2 separate regions of the Homo sapiens genome follow, and region 2 is linked to region 1. A link is a contact called in ENCODE Hi-C data. All regions are on one chromosome and are shown on one strand. Each heading gives the region's core, a stretch centred on a gene start or an enhancer-like site at or near the end of the contact. The rest is flanking DNA. Distances are from core to core; before and after follow the strand shown. Region 1 holds the start of SSU72L4 (SSU72 like 4). Region 2 holds the start of TRIM21 (tripartite motif containing 21).

Region 1 (6,519 bases), core at 3,754-6,253:
ATCCGGTCTGGGAAGTGAGGAGCGTCTCTGCCCGGCCGCCCATCGTCTGAGATATGCGGAGCGCCTCTGCCAGGCCGTGACCTCGTGTGGGAACTGAGGAGTGTCTCTGCCCGACCGCCACCCCGTCTGGGAGGTGAGGAGTGTCTCTGCCCCGCCGCCCCTTCTGAGAAGTAAGGAGCCCCTCCGCCCAGCAGCCGCCCCTCCTGGGAGGGAGGTGGGTGGCAGCCCCTCCCGGCAGCCGCGCCGTCCGGGAAGTGGGGGGCGCCTCTGCCCGGCTGCCCCGTCTGGGAAGTGGGGGGCGCCTCTGCCAGGCCACCACCACGTCTTGGAGGTGTGCTCAACAGCTCATTGGGAATGGGCCATGATGACGATGGCGGTTTTGTCGAATAGAAAGGGGGGAAATGTGGGGAAAAGAAAGACAAATCAGATTGTTGCGGTGTCTGTGTAGAAAGAAGTAGACATAGGAAACTCCATTTTGTTCTGTACTAAGAAAAATTCTTCTGCCTTGGGATGATGTTAATCTATAACCTTACCCCCAACCCCGTGCTCTCTGAAACATGTGCTGTGTCCACTCAAGGTTAAATGGATTAAGGGCCGTGCAAGATGTGCTTTGTTAAACAGATGCTTGAAGGCAGCATGCTCATTAAGAGTCATCACCACTCCCTAATCTCAAGTACCCAGGGACACAAACACTGTGGAAGGCCACAGGGTCCTCTGCCTAGGAAAACCAGAGACCCTTGTTCACATGTTTATCTGCTGACCTTCCCTCCACTATTGTCCTATGACCCTGCCAAATCCCCCTCTCTGAGAAACACCCAAGAATGATCAATAAATACAAAAAAAAAAAAAAAAAAGAAGAAGAAGAAGGAGAATGAGAAGATTGGACGTGGGAAGTGAGGAGGGAGAGGAAGTAAAAGAGAGGAAATAAAACAATTACAAATAAAGCTATTAACATACTTATAATGTTAAGTTTTTTTATGAAACAAAGTATTTCCCTCATTTTTTGAGTGTTTTGTTAGTCTTCTTATGGTAATTTTAAAACGGAAGAAAAAACACACATACACAAATACAGAAAACCAAACAAAAATAAAGGAGTTGCTTAAGAAATTATTATAAGGCATACATCATGTAATCAAGAAATAGAAATTTGTCAGACACACCTAAAGCAATGTTCATTTGACTGGTCCTTATCACAATATCCTTCTTTCTGGCACAACTCACTTTTATAGTTCAGATTCATCCTCAAATCTTCCTGAAATTTGTATCCAAATGTCATTTTTCATCTTCAATAACCATGTGAACACCCATTTGCCTCTTTCTCTGGCTACTTCCTCAAGAAATCATTGTATTTTCATTACAGTAAATCTAAGTCTTTATTTCCCACTCTACATAGTATATAGTCAGATACGCGAGGTCACCATTACGACTTCCAATCAGAGCTCCCCTCCCTCTACCCAATAAACCAATACTAGAGGTGTTCAACAACCTAGAAAGTCTTCTTACCATATCTGCCCAACATATCATCGTGCCCCATACTTCCCACACCCTTGATTTTTAGTGATTATATAAGCTCTCACTTCTCATGCTTCCTCACAACCGACTACTGCCACAGTTCTTAGCAATTCCAGCATCCACACAGATTATCCACCCAGCACCCTCAACACTCTCACTTCTTCTCCAATTGCACTTGTCTACACCCCACCAGAGATACCCATGGTCATAGTCATCAAGAACCTCACCACTAGATCAAAATCTGAAACAGTCATGCCCCAACTATAAGACCACATCTTTCCATTCACTTTTGCTTCTTTATTTAAACTATAAGGGCTGTTTGACCATGCATTGTGCCACAACCCATGGATTCCAGCCCAATCCCTACTTATTCACCCTTTCTGGTCCAAAACCAGGTTTCATCGTTTATCACTATAATTACACCCTTTCAAACTCCTGAAGCATTTCTGCACCTTGCTCTTCTGTCACATTTGCATTGTCCATGTCCAAACAGACAGAAAAGAGAAACTCAACCACCTTGTCATGTTTTTCCAAATGGATTGGCTGGAAAAAGTAGTATCTATGGGACAGTCTCACTTTTATCTTCAGAAGAGCTCTCACAAAAAACTACACTCAGGTTTGTATTCCCATATTTTAAAACAATTATCTATGCCAAATATCCTCACCCCATCCCCAATCATGATCCTGACTGCCCACTGCCAGCTGATGGCCTTATCTTAAGCCACATTGACAGAATAGAGATAAACTGTCAGTGAGGAAACACCACACTGCCCTACCACCAAAACTTTCACTTATATATTTGGACCAAGCCACCCTTAAAATCAGAAATCTGAGAGTGATTCAAAAGTCCTCCTTTTCTCATCAAGAAGTCTCTCATGTCAGCTCTAACATCCCTCTCCAATGTGTCCATTCTTCTGCCTTTTGACAGACACTTCCCTCCCACAAGCTTCCAACCTCTCCTCTGCGAACTACTGTACCAGCTGGGTTCCCCACTTCCACTTGCCTCCTGCTACCTACACTGCAAGAGGAAAAAGAATATTTTCTTACAACTTTGAAAGTTTCTGATACCAAAAATGTGAAAGTTGTTACTACCAAGATGAAGTCCACTATCGTCAGATCCAGGTGAAGTGGAGCTGGAGGGTCATGAAGCAGGGGAGCACATGCCTGTATATCTGAGATAAGAGCTATCACGACTCCCTAAAACCCACAAGAGATCATGGCACATCCTACATGCTTTACACAATCAGCAGGTCTTACACACTTTGCTCATTCTGCATGTTCACACGTATTTCTATAACTGCATTATATTCAAGACTGCAGCATTCCACATAAAATGTTCTCGCAAGAACACACGCCTAGCAATGGCTGTCTCCACCAAGAAGCTAACGCCAACTCCTGCAGTCAGCTTCTGTGACCAATAAACTTTGTTTTAAAGTAGTTTCTGTGGACTTCTTTTTGCCTTTAAAAGTTTCCCCTTACCTCAACCTCTGAGGATGCACCTACAATTTGTTACACCTGGTGCATTCCTGTTTGCAATCCTTCGTTTAAATAAACTCATTATCTTTGGAAAGCTAATCTCTGCTGTTATTTTAGGTTGCCATAATAAGTCTAATTCAGTAGATAACATGTAAATTAATTCAACTCTGAACAACTACTTCTGATCTATTTTTTCTCCTACTAGTGAACATGTTTTAGTGCCACTACCAAGGATTATGGAAAGTGTTTCACTTGTTTCTCCGTGAAAACATCATTAGGTTTATCACCTGATGTTCTCAATGCTCAAATCAATAAACATTTTCAATTTAATACAATTTGAATCTCTCAATATGAGAGATTGCTTATTTCACTGTAATCTGTAAGCCTTAAATAAAAACATGTGGCTTAGTGGTGTGAAATCCATCCCCCAACATAAATAAGAATATACTTTTTTAAAATTTTTTATTTGATTTGGTGACCTATTATTTGAGGAGATAATTCCAAATTTTACGATAATCTGTGGTTTGTTATCCAACTTGGGTTTTTTTTTTTTCAGTGAAATTCATAAGGTTTAAACAAAAGCATGTCACTTAGTGGCTTGAAATGTATCCCCTAAACAGAAATAAGAATATGCTTTTTATTTACATTTTTTATTTCATTTAATTTGATGACCTATGATTTGAGCAGATAATTCCAAATTTTACAATCATATGTAGTTCATTATCCAACTTGGATTTTACCCATTAAAGTGAGCATTAGTAAAAAAGATATAATCTATATGTAAAAACATTTATCTGTTCAAACATGTAATATTATACTCTTATTAAAGAAGAACAACATTTAAGTTAACATACCACACTTCACTGGTCTCAACTAACTTAAAAAATTTAAAAATTAAAAAAAAACCACTCAAATTGAGAAAAGGAAGTTTATTTAAAAGGTGCTTATCTATACAATGTTATTTATCTGCTGAATACCCTTAAACAAATCATTTTTCCAGCAGTCCATTATCAGCTCGGTTTGCTCATCTGGAAAATGGCGTCATGGTGGGCTAGCTTTCTTGTAGAATGATATAAGCATGAAATTAGTTATGCCATGTAATGCACCTAGCACAATGCCAACCATTTTTCAGTGCTTTTAAAAATGTTAGTCCTTCTCATTTCCCATAAAATATTTTCTTGGTAATAGTCTCTTTCCAGGTGATGTGTACAAAAGTCACACAAACAGTACTCAGTGGAAGGTCTTTGCAGATGCTTCTCACAATAAATCCGGACTAAAGTCCCATGCCTAAGTTCTTACTGAGGAAGGGGACAAAGCCAGCCCAGATGTTCAGTAGAAGCAGACGGTGTGAAGAAAGCTTTTTCCTGCCTTCTCCTCCATTTGCAACAGCAGCTCTTCCAGATTGTCTTCCATGTCGTCTGACTGCTGCAGGCACTGGCAAATCTCACAGATGAGGAAAGCTCCCAGGGTGGCATCTTCCAGGGTATCTTGGATGTCCATGTTGATCACGTGCACAGGCTGAAAGGTCTGCTGTTCTCTGGAACACAGATCTTCCACCACTGTGTCATAGACACTCTCCTCACAGGTGAAGATGACATCAAAGAAATCAGTGCACTCCTGAAATCTTTCTGGACCGGGCTTGATTCTCTCATTTCTTCCCAAGATGTGTAAGATTCCGTTGCGGGTGTAGCGTTCTCTATCTTTCCTGAGGAGGTCATTGTACATCTCCTTATATGTTGTTGCAAAATCGTAAACTACAGGACGATTGGGTCTTGGTCCTGGTAGCCTCACATGAGATTCAGTTCCAAAAGACCGGACACTTAGCCCTTTTCTCCTGAGGATGCTGTGGGCCTCCATGCTCCTGTTGACATTGCTCACGCACACCACAGCCACCCTGAGTGTGGAGGAGAGCATGATGGCGGCCACTGGGAACCAGAGAGACACAGGCACCTCAGCTGCTGCAGGGACTCGGAGCCGAGGAGACGACCACCTATACCCAGGTCTTCCAAACGAGCTAATGTGGAGGCACAGGAGGCAGGTTTATATTGAGTCACCTTAATGAGTGGGTGGAGACTTCATGACTTCTGGATTGATTAGGTTGTGATAATCATCTCCTAACTCATCACAAGAACAATCAAGATGATTAAATTACCTAAAGCAGTAACTCTCCACAAAGGTGGCACCACCCAGTCTGGATTCATTTAAAATCTGGAGTTTGCTCTGGTGGTTCTCCTAGTGAATGGGGGCTGCTATGGACAATGGCCAAGACAATTAAGCTACCTGCAAGCATGTCACAGGACTCTCCAGTGACCTCCAGACATGAAATTGGATGATAAACATGTTCACGATGTGCAAGGCTGCACCATATTTAATTATAAATTACAAGTGTTGTTGCTTGTTTTAATTTTCATAATGTTCGAGAAATGCAATTGCATAAATCACAGGACCATTGTATATAGTTTTGTCCAGAAATTCACAAAATTTTTCACCAATACAAAAAAAATCCCATTCTCAACAACATATCTGCTTATGGTATCTTAAGAGTTATTCAACACAACATTTTCTGCATTTGATATTACTGAAATCATAACGATTCTTCAGGGAATGCAGGGATTGATGCAATCCTCTGCCTCCAAGTACAGCTGTGTTTGTGCTTTTCTATACTTAAATGCAATGTTTAGAATTTTTTTCATAGTTGTATAATTTATCAAGATAAAGGAGATTTTAAAATTATGAATGGGGTTTCAAAAAATAAGATAATCATGTCACTTTTAGATTGATTAGATTATGATAATGGACCGCTAAGTAATTACAAGAACAATCAAAATGATTAAATTCCTAATTCAGTAACTCTCCACAAAGGTGGCCCCACCCAGTCAGGATTGATTTATAGGTGCGCTCTGTTTGCTGTCGCTCACTGATTTACCAAATATTGGGTAAATAATAATTTTTTTTTTTGAGGAGTCTCGCTCTGTCACCTAGGCTGGAGTGCAGTGGCACAATATCGACTCACTGCAACCTCTACCTCCGAGGTTCGAGGGATTCTCTTGTCTGAGCCTCTCAAGTAGCTGAAGACTACAGGCACGCGGCACCACACCCGGTTAATGTTTGTATTTTTAGTAGAGATGGGGTTTCACCATGTTGGTCAGGCTGGTTTTGTACTTCCGACCTCAAGTGATCTGCCCGCTTTGGCCTCCCAAAGTGCTGAGATTACTGCTATGAGCCACCTCACCCGGCCCAATTTTACTTGTTTTTAGTAATCCTTCTTAAATGTATGTATAGCTCACATTTATTTCAATATAAATCAGATCAGAGACATCACTTTTGTCCTTGATGCAGGGACAAAATCTATCTATAAAGGAACATATTGTATTTTTCTATGTCCCTCTTAAGGTGATTCTTACATGGCAAATACAGCAGGTTGTCAAAGAACATCTTTTTTTTTTTTTTTCTTTTTTGAGACACAGTTTTGCTCTGTCACCCTGGCTGGAGTGCAGTGGTGCCATCATGGCTCACTGCAGCCTCAAACTC
Region 2 (6,414 bases), core at 1,379-3,878, 110 kb after region 1:
GGGATCACATCATGTTGAAAAGGTGCTGCACAGCAAAAGAAACAATCCACAAAGTGAAGAGACAGCCCACAGAATTGGAGTAAATATTTGTAAACTATCCATCTGACAAGGGATGAATAACCAGAATATATAAGGAGCTCAAACAACTCTATAGGAAAAAAAATAATAATCTGACTCAAAAATGGACAAAAGATCTGAACAGACATTTCTCAAAAGAAGTCATACAAATGACAAACAGGCATATGAACAGTTGCTCAACATCATTGATTATCAGAAAAATGCAAATCAAAACTACAATGAGATATAATCTCATCTCAGTTAAAATGTCTTTTCTCCAAAAGACAGGCTATAACAAATGCTGGTGAGGGTGTGGAGAAAAGGGTACACTCATATGCTGTTGGTGGGAAGGTAAATTAGTACAATCACTACAGAGAACAGTTTGGAGGTTCTTCAAAATACTGAAGATAGAGCTACCATATGATCCATCAATCCCACTGCTAGCATATACCCCAAAGAAAGGAAATCAGTATATCAAAGAGATATCCACACTTCCATGTTTACTGCAGCACGTTTCACAATAGCCAAGATTTGGAAGCAATCTAAGAGTCCATCAACAGATATATGGATAAAGAAAATGTGGTATGTATACACAATGGAGTACTGTTCAGTCATAAAATATAATGAGATCCTGTCATTCACAACAACATGAATGGAACTGGAGGTCATTATGTTAGGTGAAATAAGCCAGGCACAGAAACACAAACATTGTATGGTCTCACTCATTTGTAGAAGCTAAAAATTAAAACAATTGAACTCATGGAGTTAGATAATAGAAAGATGGTTACCAGAGGCTGGGAAGAGTAATAGGGAGGGTCTGTGTGTGGGGGAGAAGATGGGATGGTTAATGGGTACAAAAGTGGAGTGAATTAGATCTAGTATTTGATAGTACAACAGGGTGACTATAGTCAATAATTTAATTGTACATTAAAAATAAGAGTATAATTGCATAGTTTGTATTACAGATGATCAATGCTTGAGGTGATAGATGCCCCACTTACCCTGATGTGATTATTACACATTGTATACCTGTATCACAATATTCCATATACCCATAAATATACCTACTATGTGCCCACAAAAATTAAAAATATACTAAAAAAAGAAAAACAAAATGATGCAAAGGAAAATAAAAAATAAGAATAAAAATAATGGGTCAGGCACGGTGGCTCACACCTGTAATCCCAGCACTTTGGGAGGCCGAGGTGGGTGGATCACCTTAGGTCAGGAGTTCAAGACCAGCCTGACCAATATGGTAAAACCCTGTCTCTACTAAAAATACAAAAATTAGCTGGGAGTGGTGGTGGGCACCTGTAATCCCAGCTACTTGGGAGGCTGAGGCAGGAGAATTGCTTGAACCTGGGAGGCAGAGGTTGCAGTGAGCCAAGATTGTGCCATTGCACTCCAGCCTGGGTGACACGGCGAGACTCCCTCTCAAAAACAAAACAAAACAAAACAAGGCATAAAATTAATGGCAAAACAATTAATGTCAAAAACAGTAATTACTTTTGCACCGATCAAACAGTTTGTTGAATAAGTTTATTCCTGTTCTGAATAACAAGAACTCCTCCATTGTTTGGTCCATTGATCCAGTGAGACAGAAGGAGAAACTGAGTCCCTAAAAGAGGGAATGAAAATTGGCAAGAACCTCATAAAGCTGTTGACAGTTCTACTCTCATCATGTCCATTCCTGCTTAAACCCTCAGTGCTCATCCATCTCCTGTCGGGTACCAACAGGCCTCCATGTTGCTGAGAAATTATAGCTACTTTTTACCATGTACCTTCCATGTGCCAGAGATACTTCATGCTTTGAATATATCTTCATTAATCCCTCCTATAACGGCGGAAGTCAGTTGCATATATGTATGTAGGTGTATATGTATGTATACACACAGAGTAACAGGAACCGTGGCCAGCACTCCCTGGGCTCTTTTCTCAGCTGCTCCAAACTTAGTTTAGTTCCTGACAACACTTATTCTAGGACAAAGAATAATTCTGAAGGCCTATACATTTCTGGTTGAACATCCTAAACAGCCTGCCCCTCTCACCTCTGGAGGACTTTTGGACCTGGGAGTCTCCAGAATTGCAGACCTCCCCGACACTGGGCTCCCTACCCTCCTGGCTAGGCTGTAGTCCTGGCTATCCCAGCCACACCCAGCCGTCATCCTAGGTCAGGTGCCAGCATGGGGGCAGCCGGGCCCCTTCCCCTTCTGGGTAACTCCACAGTCACGTCCACAACCCAGCCTCCTCCCAGGTAGGGGGCAGCCGGGCCCCTTCCCCTTCTGGGTAACTCGGCAGTCAGGTCCACACCCCAGCCTCCTCCCAAGCAGGGGGCCAGCACCGGAAGCGCAGCTGGTCTTGGGTTGAGGGATCCCTGGTGGGAGAAGGGGCAAATGGGACCGGCTCAAGGATGGAGACTGGAAGGGGCTCTGCAACCCTGGGGCAGGGGAGAGAGGTCCCCTAGGAGGGCAGGGGTCCCTTGATCTAGTGGGGTTCACTCACCTTTACAGGGGACTCAACGCTGGTAGCCAGCTCCCTATTTCACTTTCAGTTTCCGCTCAGAAGCAAGTCTGAGAGGAAAGGGGAGGGAGGAGGAGGAGCCGTGGGAGGAGTGAGGGAGGAGCAGTGGGAGGAGCAGAGCCTTGAAAGGGTGTGTGGAGAAATGCGGCTGAGAAGAGAAGTCAGAGTTGAGCTGGGGGAGGCTTCAGAGGCTCTGCATGCCCAGGAGGCTTCTCTGAGACTGGGAAGGAGTGGAAACTCAGTAGCCCGTGGTCCTGGTTGCGCGCTCCCTCCCATGTCTTCATTATCTGATTTGGTAAAATATCTACAAGACGGGGGAGTCCGGGCTGCTTTCTTTGACACTGGTCATCACTCCACACCTAGACGCTATGTCCATGTCTGGAAGATGCTTTTAAGGAAGTTTTGATGCAGAGAAGAGTGGCCGGTGCTCTTCCTCGCGTGCCACCATCTGCTTACTTCCAGAAGCTAATTATTTTCATGTGACTGATGTGACTAATATTTTTTAACGCCTGCAGGTGAGTGATTTATTTCGCATGACCCCAAGGTGAGTGTCCCACCAGTGAGTGGTGAGAAGGAAATTGACATTTGACAACCAACTGTGTTCTTGTCACTGAGCTAGGGACATTCTCAGGTTATATTATTTTTATTTTTAATCGTAAAAATATAGAACATAAAATTTACCAAAGTAATTTTTTTAATTTTCAATCTTGTGTGTCTATAGTAGGTGTATATATTTGTGGGGTACATGAAATATTTTGATACAGGTAGAGCATACAATCCGTAATAATCATATCAGGGTAAGTGGGGTATCTATCCATCACCTCAAGCACTTATCATTTGTGTTATATACAATCCAGTTATATGCTTTTAGTTATTTTAAAATGATAAATTATCATTGACTGTATTCACCTTGTTATGCTATAAAATACTAGATCTTATTCATTCTCTCTCATGTATTTTTGAACCCATTAATCATTCCCCACTACCCTTCCCAGCCTTTGGTAACCATCATCCTCTCTATCTTCATGAGTTGGATTGTTTTAATTTTTAACTCCCACAAATAAGTGAGAACATAACAATTTGTTTGTTTGCCTGTGTTTGGTTTATTTTACTTAACATAATAATCCCCAATTCCATCCATCTTGTAGCAAATGAAAGGTTCTCCTTCTTTTTATGGCTGAATAGTGCTCCATTGTGTATGTGTACCACACTTTCCTTATCCATTTATCTGTTGATGGACACTTACGTTGCTTCCAAATCTTGGCTATTGTGAATAGTGCTGCGATAAACATGGGAGTGCAGATATCTCTTTGATATACTGATTTCCTTTCTCTTGGATATATACCTAACAGTATTTCTTCTGGGTATATACCTAGCAGTATCCAGTAGGATTGCTAGATTACATGGTAGCTCTATTTTCAGGTTTTTTTTTTTTTTTGAGGAACCTTCAAATTGTTTGCCATAGTGTTTGTACTAATTTCCATTCCCATTGACAGTGTATGAGGGTTCCCTTTTCTACATATCCTTGCCAGCATTTGTTATTGCCTTTCTTTTGGTTAAAAGACATTTTAACTGAGGTGAGATAATATCTCGTAGTTTTGATTTGCATTTCTCTGATGATCAGTGGTGTTGAACACATTTTCATATATCCATTTGCCACTTGTATGTCTTCTTCTGAGGAATGTCTATTCAGATCGTTTGTCCATTTTTGAATCAGATTATTATATTTTTTTCCTATAGAGTTGTTTGAGTTCTTTGTATATTCTGGTTATTAATCCCTTGTCAGATGGATAGTTTGCAAATATTTACTCCAATTCTGTGGGTTATCTCTCTACTTCATTGTTTCCTTTGCTGTGCAGAAGCTTTTTAACTTGATGTGATCTCATTTGTCCAGTTTTGCTTTGGTTGCCTGTGCTTATGGAATATTTGAAAGAAATTTTTGCCCAGTCCAATGTCCTGGAGAGTTTCCCCAATATTTTCTTGTAGTAGTTTCATAGTTTGAGGCCTTAGATTTTTTTTTAAATTATACTTTAAGTTCTAGGGTACATGTGCACAACATGCAGGTTTGTTACATATGTATACACGTGCCATGTTGGTGTGCTGCACCCATTAACTCATTTACATTGGATATATCTCCTGATGCTATCCCTCCCCCCTCCCCCCACCCCAGGACAGGCCTCAGTGTGTGATGTTCCCCTTCCTGTGTCCATGTGTTCTCATTGTTCAATTCCCACCTATGAGTGAGAACATGCGGTGTTTGGTTTTCTTGTCCTTGCAATAGTTTTCTGAGAATGATGGTTTCCACTTTCATCCATGTCCCTACAAAGGACATGAGCTCATCCTTTTTTATGGCTGCATAGCATTCCATGGTGTATATGTGCCACATTTTCTTCATCCAGTCTATCATTGTTGGACATTTGGGTTGGTTCCAAGTCTTTGCTATTGTGAATAGTGCCACAATAAACATATGTGTGCATGTGTCTTTATATCAGTATGATTTATAATCTTTTGGATATATACCCAGTAATGGGATGGCTGGGTCAAATGGTATTTCTAGTTCTAGATCCTTGAGGAATCACCATACTGTCTTCCACAATGGATGAACTCGTTGACAGTCCCACCAACAGTGTAAAAGTGCTCCTGTTTCTCCATATCCTGTCTATCACCCATTGTTTCCTGACTTTTTAATGATCGCCATTCTAACTGCTGTGAGATAGTATCTCATTGTGGTTTTGATTTGCATTTCTCTGATGGCCAGTGATGATGAGCATTTTTCCATGTGTCTGTTGGCTGCATAAATATCTTCTTTTGAGAAGTGTCTGTTCATATCCTTTGCCCACTTTTTGATGGGGTTGTTTTTTTCTTGTAAATTTGTTTGAGATCTTTGTAGATTCTGGATATTAGCCCTTTGTCAGATGAGTAAATTGCAAAATTTTTCTCCTATTCTATAGGTTGCCCATTCACTCTGATGGTAGTTTCTTTTGCTGTGCAGAAGCTCTTTAATTAGATCCCATTTGTCAATTTTGTCTTTTGTTGCCATTGCTTTTGGTGTTTAAGACATGTAGTCCTTGCCCATGCCTATGTCCTGAATGGTATTGCCTAGGTTTTCTTCTAGGGTTTTTGTGGTTTTAGGTCAGAATAACCAATGCAGAGAAGTCCTTAAAGGACCTGATGGAATGGTGCTATCCAGCCCAGATACTATGCTTTTCCCATGGTCTATGCAACCCACGGACCAGGAGATTCCCTTGGATGCCTACACCACCAGGACCCTGGGTTTGAAGCACAAAACTGGGTGGCTGTTTGGGCAGACACTGAGCTAGCGGCAGGATTTTTCATGCCCCAGTGGCGTCTGGAACACCAGCAAGACAGAACTGTTCACTCCCTTGGAAAGGGGGCTGAAGCCAGGGAGCCAAGTGGTCTAGCTCAGTGGATCCCACCCCCATGGAGCCCAGCAAGCTAAGATCCACGGGTTTGAAATTCTTGCTGCCAGTGCAGCAATCTGAAATTGACCTGAGATGCTTGAGCTTGGTGGAGTGAGGGGCATCCACCATTACTGAGGCTTGAGTAGGCGGTTTTCCCCTCACAGTGTAAACAAAACTGCTGGGAAGTTCGAATTGGGTGGAGCCCACCAAAGCTTCGCAAACCTGCTGTAGCCAGACTGCCTCTCTAGATTCCTCCTCTCTGGGCATGACATCTTGAAAGAAAGGCAGCAGCCCCAGTCAGGGGCTTATAGCTAAAACTCCCATCTCCCTGGGACAGAGCATCTGGGGGAAGGGGTGGCGGTGAGCACAGCTTCAACAGCCTTAAACATTCTTGCTTGCCAGCTCTGAAGAGAGC

Evidence for each region. A loop is a pair of places that touch in the nucleus more often than their neighbours do. Pooled maps may share reads with other maps.
Region 2: a pooled map shows a loop between it and region 1 (3-fold over the local background). The contact joins the promoter of TRIM21 here to the promoter of SSU72L4 in region 1. A Hi-C loop is called at or near these places in 1 of 50 pooled maps.

What each region holds. Positions count from the first base shown.
Region 1 is chr11:4,283,182-4,289,700 of GRCh38, forward strand. SSU72L4 (SSU72 like 4) reads right to left here and starts at 5,004. Exons shown (of 1, transcript NM_001414001.1): 1 at 3,903-5,004. The coding sequence starts at 4,902. The coding sequence ends at 4,318.
Region 2 is chr11:4,391,074-4,397,487 of GRCh38, forward strand. It overlaps TRIM21 (tripartite motif containing 21), which reads right to left and starts at 2,629. Exons shown (of 7, transcript NM_003141.4): 1 at 2,560-2,629. RefSeq lists enhancers at 2,520-2,729, 2,750-2,809.